2 separate regions of the Homo sapiens genome follow, and region 2 is linked to region 1. Evidence: read pairs that join two places in POLR2A ChIA-PET (ENCODE). Cell type or tissue: OCI-LY7. All regions are shown on one strand. Links, peaks and the distances in the headings refer to the core of each region. The heading gives the core; the rest is flanking DNA.

Region 1 (10,510 bases), core at 4,421-6,920:
TCTTCAAGAGTGTTTAGATGTCTCTCAACTCTGAGGTGGCAGAGGACGGGCAGCATCAGTGCAATCTTCCTACCGTGACCAGGGCAGACATTAGTAATCAATCACAGCATCCCTTCCTATTAAGCAGGGATGCAGCCTCAAGGCACTCCAGGAAACCCCTACCCATTGATTAGAGTTGGCAAGTAAGATGAAACAAGGTTGCTGTTCTGCCTTAATCAACCCTTACATTTTGCATGTGAAGTAATTGAGACACAGAGAGAAGCTGTGAGCTGGCAAAGGTTACACAGAACGTTTGCATAAATAAGTCCTTTTCCAGTTTTGCTGCTAGCTCTCAGGCCACGATTTGTTCCACTAGGCTCCCTGTCTGCCGAGTGTCTCCCAAATCTCTTCACGGATGTGAGAAGTTGTTGGGTTCCTGAACACCTAACAAGCAATGCAGAGAATTCTATCCGGAGCTTAGATTTTCTGCCTCTATGGACTTTTCCATCAGTGCCAGAGCTATGGGCCATGATCCTCTGCAGAATCACAGCAGGTCAAAATGGCCTCCCTAAAGGACACCAAAGCTCCCTCCCAGGACCATGGCCTTTCACGTGTTTATTATGGAAGTCACTCTTAAAAGGGAACAGCTAATAAACTGTGAAGGGTCAGCATTCCCACAGGAAATTGTCACCACTCTAGAGATGGTTCTTGTATATTTTTCCTCAGTTTAAGAATAAAATTTTCCATGAGATTAGCATTTCTAAAGTGTTTTCTGTGAAACACATTCTCAAGATGTCCTAGAAGATTTTTCACAAAGATAAGCAGAGCTAAAATACAAATAAAATAAAATAGAAAAGACGTGTGGCCAACGATCTTGGAACTCAGCACAGGATAGCTCTTCTGTGGAATCGTGCTGCATCTTAGAGTGTAAAAGGCCCTGAGAAGTCCTGCCTAAAGTTCTGGACTTTATAGTTTTCAGTATGCACGTGTCCACAGAAACATCTTTGCACATAGCGTTTACGAAGATTCTGCTGGATGTTCTTTCAAGAGCACTGGTTTCCATGCAGCACATTCAAGGGGGAAAGAATGCAGGAGTCCAGAGTCAGAAGAATTGAGTTTGAACCCTGGCTATGGATCTCTGACGTATTTATCTAAGGACTTTGTACTTCAGTTTCTACTGCCTAGAGTTAGTTTGGGTTTTTAAAATACGTTTATTGTTCAAGATAATATAAGTTTACTATAGATAATTCAGATAACATAAAAATGTATGCAAGAAAATTAAAATAGCTCATCATTTCATCATACGTCGATAACCATTGTTAATACTTTGATATATTCCTTCAAGTCTATTTAGTCTATTAAAAGGATCTGCAGGGACATACTTAAAAAATATTATTATAATCTGCATTGTTTTATATCCTACTGGTTTTTGCTTTTAATAATAGGGAAAAGGCCAGTCACGGTGGCTCACGCTTATAATCCCAGCACTTTGGGAGGCTGAGGCAGGTGGATCACTAGGTCAGGAGTTCAAGACCAGACTGGCCAACACAGTGAAATCCCATCTCTACTAAAAATACAAAAATTAGCTGGACGTGGTCGCGGGTGCCAGCAATCCCAGCTACTTGGGAGGCTGAGGCAGGAGAATCGCTTGAAGCCGGGAGGCGGAAGTTGCAGTGAGCCAAGATCGCGCCACTACACTCCAGCCTTGGCGACAGAGTGAGACTCCATCTCAAACAGAAAAAAAAATAGGGAAAAAAAAGTAAGTGACCAAAATATCCAACAAAGCTCCCTGAGGACATGAATTTAAGTGGTATCATGGGATTTCATTATTTGAATATTATCTGAAAGCTTTGGGGCCAGATATTTCAGAATTTAGAATTAATTAGGTTTTGAAAAGGTAAAAATCTGTTTTAAAAAAAGGATACATTAGGAAGCACCTGCAGTGGGACCTCAACAGTAGCCTAGAATCAAATACAGTATTTGGACAAGAAAATATTTGAATATTCTCACTAACTGAGATAAATGATGACTATTAAAAAGATTCCCTTCAGTTCAGTGTCAGATTTTTGCCACCAGTGAAATTGCAGCAAACCTAATGCAGATCTGTTAACTGTAATTGCATTGTGGATTCTGGAATCCTGCTTATCATGTTGTGGACTTGTACTGTGATTGCCAACCAAGCCAAACCTTCATTGTTGACTATTTGGACTGTTTCCAAATTTTTGTTATTATAATAAGTAGGGCTGCAAAGAGCATTCTTGTCCATGAAATTTTTGCACATCCGTGGTTGTTTCTTCAGGATGTATTCCTAGAAACTGGACTCCTGGGTCACAAAGAATTAATGTTTTTAAGATTTTTCGTCTATCTGCCAAAATGCTCTCCAGAAAAGCTGAGTAATTTATACTCCCAGCATTACTGCATGAAGGGGGGTTTCTCCTTCTCCATCCCAACCCCCTACTCCCAGAAACAGCAACACTGGGTATTATCAGTGTTTGATAAATGGATTCCAATTTGAAGAGCAAAAATTTTCATCTCTCTTTGAGTATTACTAGCAATATTCCACTTTTTTCATATGCTAACTGAATGATTATATTTCTTTTCTTAATGGTCTTTATATATTCCACACAAATCTTTTTATTGAGATGTTCATATTTTTCTTCTTGACTTACAAGAGCCTTTTGTGGATTAAATATATTAAAACACTTTGAATACCACATATGGGGTAATATTTTCCTAGTCATGTTATTTGACTTTTAATTTTTTATGGTGTTTTAATAGTTCCCCAAATTTTAAAAAAACTAAAATGTGGAATACATGTGGAATACAGAACACTTAGAAACGTATAAGAATGTCAAACAAAAGAGCTTGCCTGTCCACCCAGAGTAACTACACTATTTTAGTGTAGAATTTGCTAATATTTTCTGTTTCTTTCAAACAAGGGTTAGCCTGCTTTGCCTTCACTTATTCTTGTGAATAATTTTTTCATTTTAATAAATATTCTTCTATAACTCAAGTTTTATGACTTCACAGCATTCCATTGTATCCGACCATCATTTACCTAAATATTCTCTGGTTTTAGATGTTAAAGTTATTTCCAGTTTTCATCATTCCTTGGAATGCTGGGATGAAAAACATTGAACCAACATCCATTCTGTCTTCTCTAATTATTTCTTTATAATGAATTTCTATAACTTCTGGGACAAAGGGCAGGTGAATTTTACATTTTTAATATTTTTCTAGTAATTGATATTTATTAGGCTTTTTTTGAAATATAGAGTGATTTTTAAGAAAATAAGAATCATTTATAATTTTCCCATCCAGAAACGGCTCCTGTTGAAAGTGTTACACTTTTGTCTATACCTTTACATCTGTGAGTGGATGTTTGTACAAACAAAACAGAGTTGCATTTTATGCGCTGTCTTCTAAATTCAGTGTACGAATGTAATTTTCAACCAAGATACTTCTACTGGCCACATAATAGCACGTTGTTTGGATATACCTCCGTTTATTTAATCAATTGTTCATTCCAAGAAATTTTAGGGTTTTGTTTTCCAAACATTTGAAGTTATCTGCAATACTGTGGTGATCATTGTGATGTTCTTAATAATTTTCTCAAGATAAAGTCTTACACATAAAATTAGGGAGTCGATGATACGTAAATTTCTGAAGACTTTGATATACGCTGGTGGAGTACCCCATGGAGTCTGACCTACTTTACACTCCCTCCTGTGATATGTGACATTGCTTCCCAGAATCCTGACCAGTATAGTAAACTATCTTTTATTTAAAATATTCGGTGAAATGCTAGATCTTGTTGCTATTTTAATGTGTTCTTAATTATAAAACAGCAACATCGAACATTTTTTCATATGTTTACTTACCGTTTGTTTTTCTCTTCTGTTAATTACTTATTTCCATTTGTCTATTAGGAGTGTTTATCTTTTTTATTGTTTTGTAAGCTTTCTTTACAAATTAAGTTTATTAACATTTTATATGCCACATTTTTGGAAGTATTTTTTCCAGTCATACATTTGCTTTTTATGCGTGTAGTATGTAACAAAAATAACTGTGTATAGTCTGACCTATCAAATTTGTCTTTATAATATCTTCTCTCAACATCTTCCTTAAAAAGACCCTTTCCAGTCCCATATTTTATGTAGCAGACTGACCTACATTTTTTTCTAGTGCCTTTGTGACTTTATTTTTATATACGTCTTAAATTCACCAGGAATTTATTTTAGCTTATGACTGAGCTAAGGATTGGAGTTAATTTTTTCCAACATCATTTATTGAATAATCCATCCTTTCCACAAGGACTTGAAATGTCACCATTATCACATACTAAATATTTATACATACTCCAGTCTGTTTCTGGGCTTGCAGCTCTGTCCCATCAATCTCTCTGTCTATTCCAGGGCTGAGAGGAGAGGGGTTTCTGGGGTAGAACAGGCAGGACTTGATAACTGATTAGACATGGGGGGAGTTGAAGATGACTTCAAGGTTTGCGACTGAAACCTGGATGGATGTGACACCATTAATCAAGGAAATGGAGGCAAGGAAGGGTTCGTGATACCCTAAGTCTCTTCTCACTTCAATCCATCACTCACATTTCAGGCAGAATAAAATTTTTAATACATATTTATTTAATTTATTGGAAAAGTAATGCATGCACATGTTTAAAAAGATTCAATTCATATAAAAGGTTTCCAATGAAAAGTAAGTCTCCTCCAGAACATGTACTCCTAATTCCCCTCCATAGAAGCAAACACTGTTAATAATTTTTTGTGTGCCTATATAGAAATAACAATTTCTGTAGAAATTGCTTCCCAGAACCCTGGCCAATATAGGAAACTATCTTTATTTAAAATATTTGGTGAAATGTGAGATCTTGTTGCTATTTTAATGTGTTCTTAATTGAAATGTGTTCTTAATTTCTATAGAAAGCAACATTAGGTACATACAAGCACAGATAGATAACTAGCTAGCTAGATAGATAGATAGCTAGCTAGCTAGATAGATAGATAGCTAGCTAGCTAGATAGATAGATAGCTAGATAGATAGATAGATAGATAGATAGATAGATAGATAGATAGATAGATAGACAGACAGATAGATAGACATCTTTATGCAGGCATATTCACACACATCTTTCAAACAAATTGGACCATACTACAAACACTACACAGCACCCTGATTATTTTCAACTCAATGATTTATCTTATAAATGATTCTATATGAACACATGGACACAGGGAGGGGAACAACACACACTGAGGCCAGTCAGCGGGAGGGGGTGAGGGTGTGGGGGCAGAAAGATTATCAGGATAAATAGCTAATGCATGCAGGGCTTAACATCTAGGTGATGGGTTAATAGGTGCAGCAAACCACCATGGCACACGTTTACCTGTGTAACAAACCTGCACGTCTTGCACATGTATCCCAGAACTTAAAATAAAATAAAATATTTTAAAAAGAAATGATTCTATATGAACACAGATAGATCCACCTCCTTGTTTTTAATGGCCGTTTGAAGTTCCACTGAGTAGTACACCATTATTTTTTACTAACTTTCCATAGGGGGACACTTTGGGAGTTTCTCCCAATTAACTTTTGTTTTTTAAAGATGGTGTCTTGTTATGTTGTCCAGGTTAGATTTGAAATCCTAGGCTCAAGGGACCCTCCTGCCTCAGCCTCCCATGTAGCTGGGACTATAAGCATGTGCCACCACACATAGCTTAATTACCTTTTCTTTAATTAAAAAAAAAAAAAAAAAAAAAAACAGAGTCTCTACCAAAAATACAAACATTAGCTGGGCGCAGTGGTGCGTGCCTGTAGTCCCAGCTACTTGGGAGGCTGAGGCAGGAGAATGGCGTGAACCCGGGAGGCAGAGATATCCCTGTAGTGAGCCGAGATCGCACCACTGCACTCCAGCCTGGGCAACAGACCGAGACTCCATCTCAAAAAAAAAAAAAAAAACAAACAAACAAAAAAAAAAAACAGAGTCGACCATGTTTCCCCTCTGTTTGAAATTTTTCCTGGCTTCGGAGTTTGAGACCAGCCTGAACAACATAGTGAAACCCCATCTCTACTAAAAATACAAAAAATTAGCTGGGCGTGGTGGCATCACTTGTAATCCAAGCTACTTGGGAGGCTGAGGCAGGAGAATCACTTGAACCCGGGAAGCGGAGGTTGCACTGAGCTGAGATCGTGCCACTGCACTCCATCCTGGGTGACAGTGCAAGACTCTGTCTCAGCCCTCTGACTCACTGCCTTAAACTCCCCGCACATCTTTCCACACCCCTCTCAGACCCTGTGGCCTCTTAAAAAGCAGGTCCTATTCACTTAAAACTGCTCTTCTTTGTCCACTGAGGAACTCCTATTTTTCTTTCAAAACTCTGCTTAGTGGTGACCTCCTCTGTAATGCCTTCCCTTAATCCCCCTCACCTCCCTGAACATATGCAGTGTGGGGGTGTGTGCACACACATATACATGCATTACACACATACACACACATTATCACACATCTTACACTCACGTACATACAGTTATTCACTGCATATGACATTTCGATCAATGACAAATGGCATATATGACGGTAATCCCATAAGATTATAATGTCGTATTGTAACTGTATCTTTTCTGTTTAGATACACAAATACTTACCGTTGTGTTACAATTGCCTACAGTAGCCAGTGCAGTAACATCCTGTACAGGTTGGTAGCCAAGGAGCAATAGGCTCTACTATATAGCCTAGGTGTGCAATAAGCTGTACCATCTAGGTCTGTGTAAGCACAGTCTGTGGTGTTTATACAGTGATGAAATAGCCTAATGACAAATTTCTCAGTATATATCCCTGTCATTAAGTGACACTCCACTGTAAACACATACACAAGCATACACACGCAAACATACACATATACGCAGCCAGAACAAATGAGTTACTTCATCCTCAGCACTCCAGGGGCATGTTGTTCATACCCCTGAGGGCCCTGAACCTTACCCCCTTCTAATTACTATTCATTCTTACCACTTTAGCTCAACAGGTGTCTCCTCTAGGTGATTTTTCTTGAGCCTTCAGATAGAACCAACCACTCCACCCCTCACCTCACTATCCCACACCTATCTTGGGACGCTAGGACTCCACTTCTATTATTTTCATGGCTTTTTTTCTTTCCTGGAGAGTAAAACTCATAAACTCTATGAGAGCAGGCATTATCTCCTGGGTCGCTGCATTTCCCAGAGTCTGACGCTGTATCCGATGGACATCAGGTGCTTGGCTGGAAAGAAACTCAGCTGGGACAGAGCAGGGTGGCCGTCCTGTTGTTTCTGGCAGTGCCCATTCTGACTGATCAGTGCTCTACCCTGTTTTATATGCCAACACCATTGTGGAATGTCACCACGGTACTCAGTAAGTGTTGATTGAACTGTCATCATTACTTACATGTCTATAACTCATTAGACTGCCTCTGTCTCAAAGTTGGAATCTATCATACTAATTTTTGATTCCCCAGGACCTAGGTAAGAGCCGAACATGTAGTAGATACTCAGTAAATGCCTGCTGAAAGAATTGAGCAGATGAGTGCAGAAAGCAACAAATTTGCTTTGGAGCCCGTGGTAGCACCCCGGCATGGGTTCCCACCCCTTCAGTTATGGGCCTCCACCTTTAGGATCAGGACAAAATGCCTTCACATGGCCACAAAGCCCTGCACTGTGTGGCTGCTGTCTGTCTGTATTAGTTATAATCATCGGTGAGTGGCAGAAGCCCCCAAGCTACTGTAACTTAAATATGAGAGAAGTGTGTTTCTCTCTCTTGAACACAAAGAGATCAATGGCTGGGGGCAGACCATGCAGGTCCGTGGTCATCAGAGACCCTGACTGCTTCCTTTCTGTCATTCTGCACCCCCTCATCCAGGATCCTGCCTGTGGTTCAAAATGGCAGCTCCAGCTTAGAAAAGCTGTTGGAGTTCCACCGGGTAGGAAGGACAAATGGACAGAGAAGGCTGTGCCCTTCCCCTTAAGAACATTTCCCAAAAGTTGAACAGAGCACTCACATCCTGTTGGCCAAACTTAGTTACATGCCCTTGTCTAGCTGCAAGGGAGGCTGGGAAATATAGTCTCTATTCAGGCAGCCTTGGGCCCAGTAAAAATAAAAGTTTCTCTAGTAAGAAATTAAAAGGTGGGCCGGGCACGGTGGCTCACACACATAATCCTAGCACTTTGGGAAGGTGAGATGGGTGAATCACCTGAGGTCAGGAGTTCTAGACCAGCCTGGCCAACATGGAAAAACCCAGTTGCTACTAAAAATACAAAAGTTACCCAGGCATGGTGGCACATGTCTGTAATCCCAGCTACTGGGGAGGCTAAGGCACGAGAATTACTTGAACCTGGGAGGCAGAGGTTACAGTGAGCCAAGATCTCATGCCACTGCACTGCAGCCTGGGTGACAGAGTGAGAATCTGTCTCAAAAAAAAGAAAAAGAAAAAAGAAATTAAAAGGAGGCTAGATGTTGAGGGGCAAAGAGTAGACTTTTCCACACTCCCTCTCCACCCTGATCACACGCAGCTTGCCCCCTTCTGTTCCTCCCCTACTCCTCCTCTACCCGCCACCTTCTTCCTGCCACACTCACTGCTGATATGAGCTGCTTGGTCATACTGGTACCTCTCTCAGGAATGCTGGCCCTCCCTCTTTCCCTAATTCACTCCTCATTCTCCATCAGAACTAAGCTTCACCTCCACCTTCCATAAGAAATACCCTTGCTAAGTCAAAGAACCCATGATTAGATCTCAAAGAATCATATGTCTTTCCTTTAAAACACTTGTGAAAATCTCAAGTTTATATGCATTTGCAAGATTATTGTATTAATATCTGGCTTCATCGTTAGATGAATAACCCCACAGGAAAAGAACACGTCCACATTTGTTTACTGTTTTGTCTCTAGTGCCAAGCATAAGCTCTTGTCAAAAGTAGGTTCTCAATAAATAAGTGTAGAGTGAGTTGATCAATTAATGATGCATATGTGATGCAGTTTCAGATACAGCTCTAAAGCTAGGGCAAGATACTAGTAGCTACCTGCACAGAACTGAATGAAATTGTGGAAGTAGTTACAAATCCCCAAAGAAGAAGAGACAGAGAGAGAAGAGAACAAATACAGTTTATATTTGTGGCAGAGATGCATGAGGCAGGAAAATAATCCAGAGAATAGAAGAGGGGAAGAAAGCAGACATTTGCTGAGCCCTGTGCTGGGCTCGGTATGAGAATGATCTCGTTACCCTTGGCAATAGCCCTGAGCCCCAGCTCTTGGTGCCCTGAGGAGATGGACAGCCCATGCCTCAGTTAAAGGATTGTACAATTTGTTCAGGAGAGATCAGGGATGCCTGACCCTAAGTCCATGCCTTTCGATGGGTAAGGCTATAGGAGAATGTGATCCAGAGGAAAGAGAAGAGGATTAGAAGAGGACAGAGTTCAAGAAACTAAGGCTATGGAGTCCTAAAGCTCAGGAAGAACCAGAGGGACCGCAAGCCGAGAAGCACCCTTGACTCTGCCCATTAGAGGCCACTGTGGCTGAGCAAGCCCAGGAGAGGTGAGGGCAAGTCCCGACAGCAAGTGACAAGCACCTTTGAAGCCTATGTCTCCGGGGTCTGTATCTTCTTTAAGAATTTGTGAGTTAAAAAATAACAGACAAGGATGAGGCCTGGGCCCTAAGGAGAGGGTAGACAATGCCATCGAGAAACCCCCAAATCTCAGCGGTGTAACCCAACAGAGCTGCACCTGGCTCCTGTCATTGTGTGAGGAAGGCCTGGCAGTGGTTGTGCATGGTCCTTCCACAAGTGGTGACTTGGGGACCCAGGCTACTCCCACCTGGCAGTCCTGCATCTCAGACACCTTGACCTCTAGCTCCACAGAAAGGGGGAAACATGGAGAAGGACCACCTGCTCATCATTGCCTTGGACAGGAAGTAGCATCTCACTCCTGCTAAATTTCCATGGCAAGCTTTAGGCGTCTGACCACTGCTAGGGCTGTGAGCACTGAAAACGTGCTCTAATCCAGTGCTCTGGACAAAGAAATAGCTTCGTGAATGCACAGCACTGTCTCTGCCTCACACAGCTTCCTAGGCTGTAGGAGGACTTGGCTCATTTTCAGCTAGAGGCAAAGAAACTAGCAGAGAGGGTTGGCAAAGACTCTGGCTAGAAGAGAAGATGGTCCCTCTGGGAGAGGAGGAAGGGGGAGCTGCACCAGGCCCATCTAAGGGGCTTGCTTGCTCTCCTTTTCTCTTTAACATCGTGGAGGTTGAGGTCTCAGGTCCTGGGGCCAGACTGCCCAGCCAAAAATCCCCCTTACCAGCACTTCCAAGCCAAGTGGCCTTGAGCAAGCTACTTAACCTCTCTGTGCCTCAGCTATATCATCTGTAAGATGGGGATGGTACTGCAGCCTGTACCATAGTCGTGTGGATTAAGTCCATTTATTTATACAGTAGTGCAGAGAGTATCTAACAACTGCCAACTGTCAATATAACACATGCATGTGTAAAAAT
Region 2 (10,510 bases), core at 5,172-7,671, 440 kb after region 1:
CGTACATGTATTTAGGCACAGACACCAGAAGAGAATATACCAAAATGTCAACTTACAAGTAATGGCTCTATCTGGAGGGGGCCGGAGGGTGACTCTTTTCTTTGTTTCCCACATTTTCTTCTTTCTGTTTTTAAGCAGAAGCAGCAGCAGTCATGGGTTTCTTCAGAGTTTGGTTGGAGTTGGCAGGGGCAGGGTGAGAAGGAGAGCCGGCAGCTCCTGGCTGGGTCAGCAGTTTTCCTAGCGCAGCCCTCTCTGGTTCCCCGAGAGCTCCAGGGGACAGACCTCTCATCTGGGGGATTAGCTCATCACTGGCCCCCCTGCCTACAGAGCGGGGGTGTACACAAGGACACCCTGGGCCGAGCCAGTGGGTACCTGCTTTCCAGGCCTGTCCAAAATGAGAGGGGAGCCTGGAGGATGGGACCCTAAGAAGGGCCTGCTTCTGTCACCAGGGCCCTCAGCAGCCCACCCCCTATGCCGCCCCACGGCCACCTGATTGGGATAGGGGATCTGCACAGTGAGTAGGAGTAGGCATTAACGAGGTCTGTAGTAGGGGAAGGCCAGGCTGCTGCAGGCATTGCAACTAGATGATGTGTGTCTGAGTGTGGGTTCCCACAGGCAGAGCCTGCGGTGAGGATTCCAGTGCAAGTTGTTCCTTCAGGAGGATCCCAGAAAGCACTGATCGAGAAGTGGAGGAAATGAGATGGGGAAGGGAAGGAAATCAGTGAAAAGAGTGGTTAGGAAGCACGTAACCTGCTGTGGACACCTGGGGCTCAGTCCTGCTGGGAGTGCTGGCAGCTAGAATGTGCCCCTTACCCACCTGAGAGGCGAGGAGGAGGAGGCATTTCTCCACCATCTCTCCACCATTATTGGGCAAGGTCAGCTTGAGGTCGGGGAGCAGGTGGATGAACCCTTGGCACTCGAGTTAGCAGAAAACGCCCAGGCAGAGTCCCAGTGCATGCAGTAAGCAGAGGCTGTGTAGAAGAAGCACCCACAGTGCCTGCAACAAGATGCTTTCCAGACTCAGTCACTGGCATCACACCCCCATCATCTCTGCTTTATTTCAGTACCGCTTGTATTAAGATTGAGTTCTTAATATTTCTTAAAGGAAATTTTATATTGCTTCCTTAAATGGCAGATCAGTCTCCCTTACCACATTCAGAAACTGCCAAAACAAAGACAGTAGAAACCATACCTTGTCTCCTAGTTTAGCTACAGGTGACTGCTCAATGATGGAGGGTGAGCCAGTTCTCTGCTAGTTAAAAAGGGAGGTGATGGCCGGGTGCAGTGGCTCACCCCTGTAATCCTAGCATTTTGGGAGGCTGAGGTGGGAGGATCACTTGAGCCCAGGAGTTTGAGACCAGCCTGGACATCATAGTGAGACATCTCTACAAAAAAATTTTTTTAATTAAAAAAAAGGGGAGGTAAAGGGTGAAGGGGTTTAGAAAAGGCTTAAAGACCAGTGAGCACCAAACTACTGAGCCTCTCTTCTTAGAAACAACAGCATCCCAATGATGGAAAGACAGCTGAGGTTGCAGTGGTTCTCCCACTGGGACCTGTGACTACCTAAGCAACCTGGGGGGCCATATCACCTAGACCACACTTGAGGGTGCCCTAGTTAAGAAGTGCAGCTCTGAAGGAGGCTCTGGGGCCTGGGGTAGGCTGTGCCCTGCCCAGCAGCCGTCTCATCCTCAGTCTGTCCATCTACACCATTTCTCTGCCTTCACGGCTGCAGGAAGAATGATGAGGCCGTGGGTGTGAGAGTGCCTCTTAAAATAAAAAATACTAAACTGGAATTTTAAGGGCGAGGGATGACAAGCTTCTTGTGCCAGGCCCACCTCATGCTAAGCACAGGGCCTACAAACACATACACATGCAATACACGCAGTCCCTTCTCTCCTGGTTTGAAATAAGTGAATGCTCCCATTCTGTGGGTGGGAGATGGCAGTAACCGTGCAGGGCCACACAGCCCTTCACCCTCCCTTACATGTCCAACCCTATGACTCCTCCAGATGAGCTTGTTCCCATTTTAAGGGGAAAATAGAGGCTCTGAGGGGTGGGGAGGTGGTCTCGGCAAGGGCAGAAGTGGGACCAGAGCTCTGGCCAGGCCATCCCTGCATCTCTGCAGGTCACCAGGGACTCAGTGGTGCTCCCGAGGAGCTGGAACAGCTTCTCTGGAGATGCAGGGCCACAGGTATCACCATGCCTGCCTTCCCGAGCCTTCCTGCATCTGCCTCTAGCCACCCTATCCACAGGTGCACCCAGGACAGAGGTCCTGCCAAAACAACCCCCACCAGCACTGCCCCAGGTTGCCCTGAGGATGCCATGGCTGCCCAAGGAGTTAAAAAAGCCATTGGCAGCAATTAATTCTGTAGAGGAAAGAGCCAGGTAAGAGGATTAAGGAAGCCAGAGCTTTGGTTTTAAGATGGAGCTTAGCATTCTCGCCCCCAGAGGAGGGATTTCAGGGGATTCGAGGGTGTGAGAGTGAAATGGAGCAGGGCCTCGGTAGAAGGTGGGCAGGCTGGTTGTGGAACTTTTTTTAACCAAGTGTTGCAAGCCACAGCCTTGTAAATACCTTGTAAATACCAAAGTATGTACCTTCTGGGTTAGACAGACAGATAGGCATTAATGATGGTACGGTTATCATCAGTTTTGCCTCTTTAGACATACAGAGCCAGGACAGGTCAGGGAAGGGCATCTGGATTAGGAAAAGATCTGATTCCTAGCCCCTTTCAGTCATGATGCAACCAACATTAAGTTCTGCATTTTCTCTGTAACAGGCACTGCCTTGAGTATCCATGAACTCACTTATCCCACATGGTGATCCCAGGTACTCATATCTACCCCATTTTACAGATGAGGAAACTGAGGTTTAGATAAATAAAATAATTTGACCAGGGCTTTCTGGCCAAAAAGAGCCAAAATTGTGATTCAAACAAGAACATTCAACCCCAAAGCCACCAGCTGCCCCTGCTTTCTATGAACAGGTTAAAATGAAGTCTTGGGAAAGACACAGTAATGATTTGAGAGCTGCCAAAGATCACCTGAACTGCTTGCAAGTGGAGGCCTTAAGTGTTTGACAATGATTTGTCCTTGCTGGTAGGTTAAACACCCTCCCATCTTTGGGCTCATTCAACACTCAGGGTCCCATGGATGATGAATAGCAGAGAGCCTGGGTCAGCCCCAATTTCAGATATTTTTTCCAGAAGCCATTCAGCTGTTTCATAGAGAAGGGTGGTCATTAAAAAGCATGGATTCTGGAGTAGCCTGTCTGGGTGTGAATCCCACCCAGCCCCCTAATCACCAGTTCTGAGACCTTGGAAGAGTCAGTTAACTCCTTTGTGCCATGGTTCTCTCGTTTGACAAAAGGGGATTATAATAATGCCTACATCATAGGTTTTAAGTGGGTTAAGGTCTATACAGTGCTTGGAACAGGGCCAGGTGTATAGGACATGCTGTATATGCGTGAGAAATTTTATTCCAGCCTGTTGGCATTCATGCTCTCTGAAATGCCTCTCATACCTGGAGGTAGCACAAAACCTAGTGTTGTAAAAATATGGAACCCTTATGTGTAGGTAGGGCCAAGGTAAATGCCAGTCACACCACCTCCAAGGGTGTGGAGATGAGTGGGACCCTGTTAACTAAGGTGGGGTAAATGGGGTCTCCAAGACAGCAGAGGTTTAGATGGGGCTAAGAATGCATCCCCCCTTTCCCCAAAAAAGAATCTGAGCCACTGTGCAGGAGGCAGGCAGCCCTGCAGAAGGGGAAAGTAGAGAGCTGGCAGAGGGAGGCTGGACAGGGCCCACAGCACCCTGTCTGTGCCCTGGGCAAGGGATGTTTGAAGGCCTCTGTCTCACCATTCCCATCCTGTCTGTGCCCTGGGTGAGGGAAACCTTGAGGGCTTCTGTCTCGCCAAGTCTTCCCAGCAGCCCAGCTCAAAATTATTCAAAGATTGGTAGGAGGAAGAGAAAGTAACATTTAAAGTACCATTTATTGAGCTACTGCTTCATGCCATGCATTGCAGCTGGGTATTTTATGATCCTCATGAGAATCCAACCCATTCTATAGATTAGGAAACTGACGCTCAAAGAGATTTATTCACTTGTCCAAAGTAGCTCAACCCTTTGTATAACAAGGCAAGGGATGAGTGAAGACATGGCTCTGAGTGGATGGATGTGTGGGCCCTTGAGTCTGAAGAGAAGAAGGAAGAATCAAGAGACTGGGGGAGGAGGGTTGTGGACCTGGGCCTGCCCCAACTCCAAATATGGTGCTCCTTCTCCTCCTCCATGGTTGTGCCTTCTTCTCTTCCTCCTTCCCTGGGATCAGACTCATTGTGAATGTGCCTCTTGCCTGTTCCCAGGGCCCATCTGGCACACAGGGGCAGGGAGGAAGGCTCAGGCCAACAGACCCCTGCCCTCTTGCCCCTGTGAGCTGCCCAGGTCAGCATGCATGGCAGAGCAAGGGCTCGGAGGTGAGGGTTCAGGCCCTGGAAATGGGTCTCTGCCTGCAGGCCCCTAGCCCCTCCTTGCCTCCACCATTTCAGTGTTCCCTGAGTCAGGGCCAGCTAGCTTCTGGTATGGGGCTAGTCTCAGGCTATGTAGAGCCCAGTGCTGGAAACCAGAATTGGGGGTAGCCTAGGACAGGGACCTGAGCTTGGGCTTCAAGATCAGGCTGACGTGGGCCTGGTTTAGCTCTGCAGCTTCCATGCTATATGTATCCCCGGCCTCATCTCCCAGCCTCTCATGAAATGATAGGTACCAAGTATGTAGCATAAACTGCCATCTCATGAGGGCTCTGCATGTAATAGTTCTGATTATTTTGAAGTCCTGCTTTACAGTCCAGGCTCTGAGACCTACTTGCTATGTGACTGTATGCAAATCACTCTCTCCACTGAGCTTGGGGTCCCACAGATCTAGAATCCAGCTCTCCTGGCTGGAGCAGCAGCAATTCTGTTTCCATGGTAACCCAGCTGTCTCTCCAGGGACCATCTGGATCTCCTCACCCTGACAAGGTGCGGCCCAGGCAACCAGGTGTTTGTGTTTTGCAGTGGAAGCTCTGCAAGGTGGTAATTCCCCTCACTGGGGACAGGGCGGTGGCCAGGCAGATGGCTGGAGGGAAGCAGAGCCTCCTTGCCGGCTGCCTGTGCTGTTCTGAGCCCAGAGAGACACAGAACCCAGAGCTCGGGAAGTCTGGCCACGGCTTTCCTTGAAGAGTTATTAACAGATGCTTCATTATATTCCTAGGAAAGCTTCCTGGCTTGTTGAGGCTGGCCAGGTGAGAAACACTGCCTGGGGCTGGACTCCTGTAGGGAATTCCAGAGGACCCAGTCTCACCTGTTTGGGATGAAGAGACACTATTGTCTCTGCAGGAAACAGGAATTACTGGGGGGAAACATTAGCAGTCTGCCTTTCAAACAGGCACATAATTATAATGACGGCAGAAACTCAGCGCACAGGATAAGCTAAATTCACCCCTTCAACGTAAGCTCATGGGTAGCTATTATGTTTAGACTCTGTGATCCGTACTTAGGGAACCCTGTACTCCCAAAGGAGCTCACAGACCCAGACCTGGCAGGGACATGCTTAGGAAAAGATGGTGTCAACAGACCCACAACACAGAACCACACTGTGGGGTGGGGAAGCAGAGAGGCGGGACCAGCCACTTCCAGCAGGAAGTTTCCAACCTGGACTGGGTTGGGACGGTGAGGGGATAGTCATCTGCCATCAGTTTACATAGGTGAGCCCCTTGACTTACAACAGCCCGCAACAGGGATCCCCTGTGCTTCTTTCCCAGGTGAGGAAACTGAGGCTCAGAGAGGTTAAGTCCCTTGCCCAGGGTCACACAGCTAGGGAGGGACTGAGCCAGGATCAGAACTGACTCGTTGCACCCTGTGTGGGGACGCTGCCCTCCTCCGTAGGTTGCCCTGGGAGGCTCCGGCCGAGCAAAACAGTTCTCTGCCTCTGTCCTTTTGGCTCTTTCTCTCTCTCCCCGCCCCCCTTTCTCCTTCCTCTCTTTCACTCTCCCCGTCTCCTTTCTCCTCCTTTCCCTCTCTCCCCCACTTCCTTTGTCTCTCCCCTTTCCCCTTGGGACCACTGCTCCGTGCACCACAGGTCCTGCTGCTCGGCTCTGCCAGGGTCATCTGCAGCGTCTGCTCTAGGTGGCCGGCTATCTGCTCACAGGCTGCTGCCCTGCTCCAGCCCTGGGCCACGCCCCCAGAAATGCCTGCTGTTGTTTAGCTCTGCCCCCTCCTGAGGACCCTCAGCCAAGGAAGTGACATCATTGCATACATTCCCATTTCCTCCAGGCTCCGTGTGGTCTTGAGCCCACTCTCAGATGTGCGCCCCAGATGTTTAGAATCACTTCCTCCCAATTAAGCGTCTGCCGGGAGTCGAGGGGCCCGCCTGTGTGCAGGGTCCATGTCTGTTCAAAAGGGTCTCAGAAGAGAGAAAATGGGAACTCCTCCCTGCACAGACGGCGGGAAAGTGGTTCACTGTTGAGCTCCCTGGGGAAGCCGGGAAGCCAGCACTCTGAAGCATGCTGGATGCGGTGGAGGTGGTGCCTGTGCTTGATTGTCCGCCCGTGTGGAAGCGCGAGGATGTGCAGGTGGCCCAGTGGTCTCCAGGGAGAGATTTGAGTGTCAGGGCCTCTGTGCCTAGTTCTCCTCCCTCTCCAAATGGAAAGAGAACTGTGGGAGGAGAAAAACAAAAGAGAAGAAAGACACAGCCCCTCTAAAGAAGGAGGGCACAGGTGCCAAGGTGGCCCCATGGGTCAAGGCCCAGGGTGTGGACCCCTCCTCCGAGGGCACTCATGCCCTGCTCGGGCTAGGCTAGGTTTTAGGGTTCCGGTCCTGTGCCTCCTCCTGGGGTGCCTTTGCTCTGTGTCAGAGTCACATGTCCACACAGCTAGGCAGATGACACAAAGATGGCATCTCACTGAAGATACAGAAGTGATCAGGGGCACCAGAGTGCCCAGCCCCACCAAGGGGACAGCTGCTACACAGGGGCCACCTGAGGCCATGCGTGACACACACCCAGAACTGCCAGCACTTGTGATTCCACAAGAAGCTTGGAGTTATTGTTTTTGTTTTTGTTTTGAAACGGAGTTTCACTCTTGTCATCCAGGCTGGAGTGCAATGGCGCGATCTCAGCTCACTGCAACCTCTGCCTCCCAGGTTCAAGCGATCCTCTTGCCTCAGCCTCCCCAACAGCTGGGGTTGCAGGCAACCACCACCATGGCTAATGTTTGTATTTTTAGTAGAGATGGGGTTTCACTGTGTTGACCAAGCTGGTCTTGAACTCCTGAACTCAGGTGATCTGCCCGCCTCGGCCTCCCAAAGTGCTAAGATTATAGGTGTGAGCCACCATGCCCAGCCTAGGAAGCCTGGTGGGGGGTTTTGTTTGTTTGTTTTTTGTTTTTTTTTGTTTTGAGACGGAGTCTCGCTCTGTCACCCATGCTGGAGTGCAGTGGCACGATCTTGGCTCACTGCAACCTCCGCCTCTCGTGTTCAAGTAATTCTCCTATCTCCGCCTCCCAAGTAGCTGGAATTACAAGCACACGCCACCACGCCTGGCTAAAATACAATTTTTAGTAGAGATGGGGTTCCACAAAGTTGGCCAGGCTGGTCTCGAACTCCTGACCTCAGGTGATCCACCTGCCTCAGCCTCCCAAAGTGCTGGGATTACAGGCATGAGCCACCGTGCCCGGTCATGCCTGGTGTTTTTAATGCTATTGACCACTCCTGTGCAGCTAGTCCAGTGAGACTGAGGCTGGCTCTTGGGTGGCCAGTGGAGGCACTGGGCTGAAATCATTTGAGGAACAATGGACCCATGAATGATGGGAGGAGGGTCAGTTTTTGGAGAATCTAGTGGAGGTTGGCCACCTTGAGCTTGCCTCCTGCTCTCCTGCTTTAGAGCTGTGTGACTTTAAGGAACTGACTTAACCTCTCTGATCCTCAGCTGTTGCATCAGGAAACGGGGCTAACTGTAACCCTCGTTTGGTGCTGTCTGCGTTGAGGATTAAATGGGAGGATATAAGGGAAAACTGTGCCCTGCATGTAGTGAAAACTCAGTGTCTTATTTGCTACATCCCAATGACTGAGACAGAATAGGTGAGTGGGTGGTACCCCTGCACCCCTCAAAAAATCACTTATGGGAGGAAGATGGCTGGTATGGGAAGGAGGATACTGTGTGTTGGACAGCAAAGGGGAAGCAGGAGGACGGTGTATTTTTGGAGGTCACAAGATACATAATAATTCATAGGTATACATAATAAGTATTGGTGGTAGGGTTACATTATCGTTACTGTTCCTCTCTGACATGAATGTCAGAGTGTAGAGGGCTTTGAGGATCACCTAGCCCAAGCCCCAGTTTAATCTGAGAAGAGACTGACACAGGGTGGGGGATGCAATCTTCCCAGCATCCCTCATCGTACCAGGGGCGAGGCTGGCATTACTCCTGCTATTATTGCCACCATACCTTTATGTGAAACCCTAACATCATCCTACTACTACTGCCAATCAGTTAAGGAGTTACCATGTTTTAGATGCTAGGCAAAATACTGCATGCACATCCTCTCCTTTCAGCTTTACGAAAATATTAAGGTGCAGGTGCGGAAGGAATGTGAGCTAAACCCCCTCCTGCTTCTTCTGACTTGGTGTCCCTGTGCAAGATGTGCCACTTTGAGCCTCCATTTCCTCATCTGTGGAATGGGAACAGCACCACCTGCCCCCTGGGGTTCCAAGCATCCAAGGGGCTAAGTGATAGGAAGTACTGATGCCCAGTACTGGTTCCATGAATGCCTGGGGAATCTGGAGGCTCCCTCTTGGCTCCTGGCTTCCAGCCACGCCCCCGACACCAAGGCCTCTGTCAGTACTGGTTGTTCCTCAGTGCAATTAGGTAATTAGGCCAAATTCAATTACACACCACACTCCCAGGTTTGTCTGGGGCCCAAGGGGGGTGTGGGCTCCCCTTGTTGAGGGGGAGCAGCAGAAGCACTGGCTTGGTTCCCAGGGCTGGGCCTTCCCACTGTGCCTCTCAGAATACTGCCTGCATCCTGCATCGCAGCTGGGGAGACTGAGGCAGGGAACAGGCAGCATTGCTTGGCCCCTGCCTTAGTCTGTTCAGGCTGTTATAGCAAAATACCTTTGACTAGGTAACTTACAAACAATAGCAATTGATCACTCCCTGTTGCAGAGGCAAGATCAGGCTCTGGCAGATTTGATGTCCAGTGAGGGCACGCTCCCCGTAGATGGCACCTTCTGGCTGTGTCCTCACATGGGTGCAAAGAGCGCCCTCAAGCCTCTTTCATAAGGCACTGGTCCCATTCATGAAGGTGTATTCCTGATGACCTAATCCTCTCCCAAAGGCCCCAGCTCTTCGTACCATCTCAATGGATTAGATTTCAACACGTTAACTTAGAGAGGCACAAACACTCAGACCACAGCAACCCCAAACCGTAGCATCCACAGGGCTGAGATCACCATGCCTGATTTTTTTCCCCTCCTGGAGAGCGTCACCCCAGACTGCTGGCCCACAGCTCACCTTCCCTTTCAAATTCATCAGCAGGGGCCTGGCTCCTCATCCTCTGGAAAAGCCCAAAGATTGGTAGGGAGGGTGGGGGGGCCTCAGCTTCCCTCTGCCACCCCTGGATTTGCAGCAGTTTCCCCTCCTAGCTGCAGGCTGGCACCCAGCTGCTGCCCAACACTTTGATCGGCATATGGATCTTTTGGGAGAGCAGGGGCTCTAGTGAAGTTGGGCAAACCAGAGTGTATATATGTCTTTAAGGGTCTTGCCGGGGGAGTCAGGCGAGAGCAACCCAGGCTGAGGGCAGCAAGATGGCCCTCCTGGAGACCAGGCATGACACTTCTAGGGACCACATCATCTGAGTCCTTGAATGCCAATCTAAGGAGCTTGAACTTGATCTTGACACCCCTGGGGAGCGAAAGAACGTTTTAGACAAGGGATGACATGGTCAGATTTGCCTCAGCAGGTAGAGGAGGGACTTGGGTGCTAGAGGCAGAGAACATAGTTTGGAGGCTGGTGCAGTTGCCAGGATGCCAGGACACCAGTCTGCTGGGGTGGAAGTGTGCCGTGTGTGGAGGGAGAGAAGCAGAGGTGACTCCCCAGCAATGCCTCGTGCCCACGCCCTTCCCTGGGCCTCGGAAGCTCAGGTGGTGACATGGCTGTTTTATGCTTGACTCTTGACTTACCAGTTCTGAGGATGGATGGTACACAGCACCTTTCCCAGGGAAAAGGTCTTAACTTTGGATTTCATTCTGAAATGAAAGTGGTTTTATGGAATTTTTCTTGTAAGTCCAAAGATAATACATACTATGTGTAGGACAATCAAGGAATACAGAAAATTATAAGAAAGTAAAGCTGACATCCCACCACTGTGGAATAACTTGGTGAATATCCATTAGTCATGCAGGAAACATTTAACATACTTAATAGATAAACATACTTAACAGATAAACCACAAATAAATATAGGAGAATGGAACCATAGAGGGCCTG

Evidence for each region. Peaks named below come from ENCODE experiments on the same cell type or tissue, not always from the same donor. Only the 100,000 strongest peaks of a DNase experiment are listed, where the experiment ranks them.
Region 2: POLR2A ChIA-PET joins it to region 1 with 10 read pairs; 2 of 35 experiments call an interaction of 5 or more read pairs at or near these places.

What each region holds. Positions count from the first base shown.
Region 1 is chr10:78,785,140-78,795,649 of GRCh38, forward strand. No RefSeq gene overlaps it. Among named protein-coding and RNA genes, the nearest start is that of ZMIZ1-AS1, 280 kb to the right of the region's middle. In OCI-LY7, for the core only: no CTCF peak of the experiment used is centred there; no DNase peak of the experiment used is centred there.
Region 2 is chr10:79,224,175-79,234,684 of GRCh38, forward strand. The region is part of intron 7 of ZMIZ1 (zinc finger MIZ-type containing 1); the gene reads left to right. Among named protein-coding and RNA genes, the nearest start is that of PPIF, 120 kb to the right of the region's middle. RefSeq lists enhancers at 1-111, 1-453, 454-1,191, 6,058-6,352. In OCI-LY7, for the core only: no CTCF peak of the experiment used is centred there; a DNase peak (open chromatin) is centred at 6,417.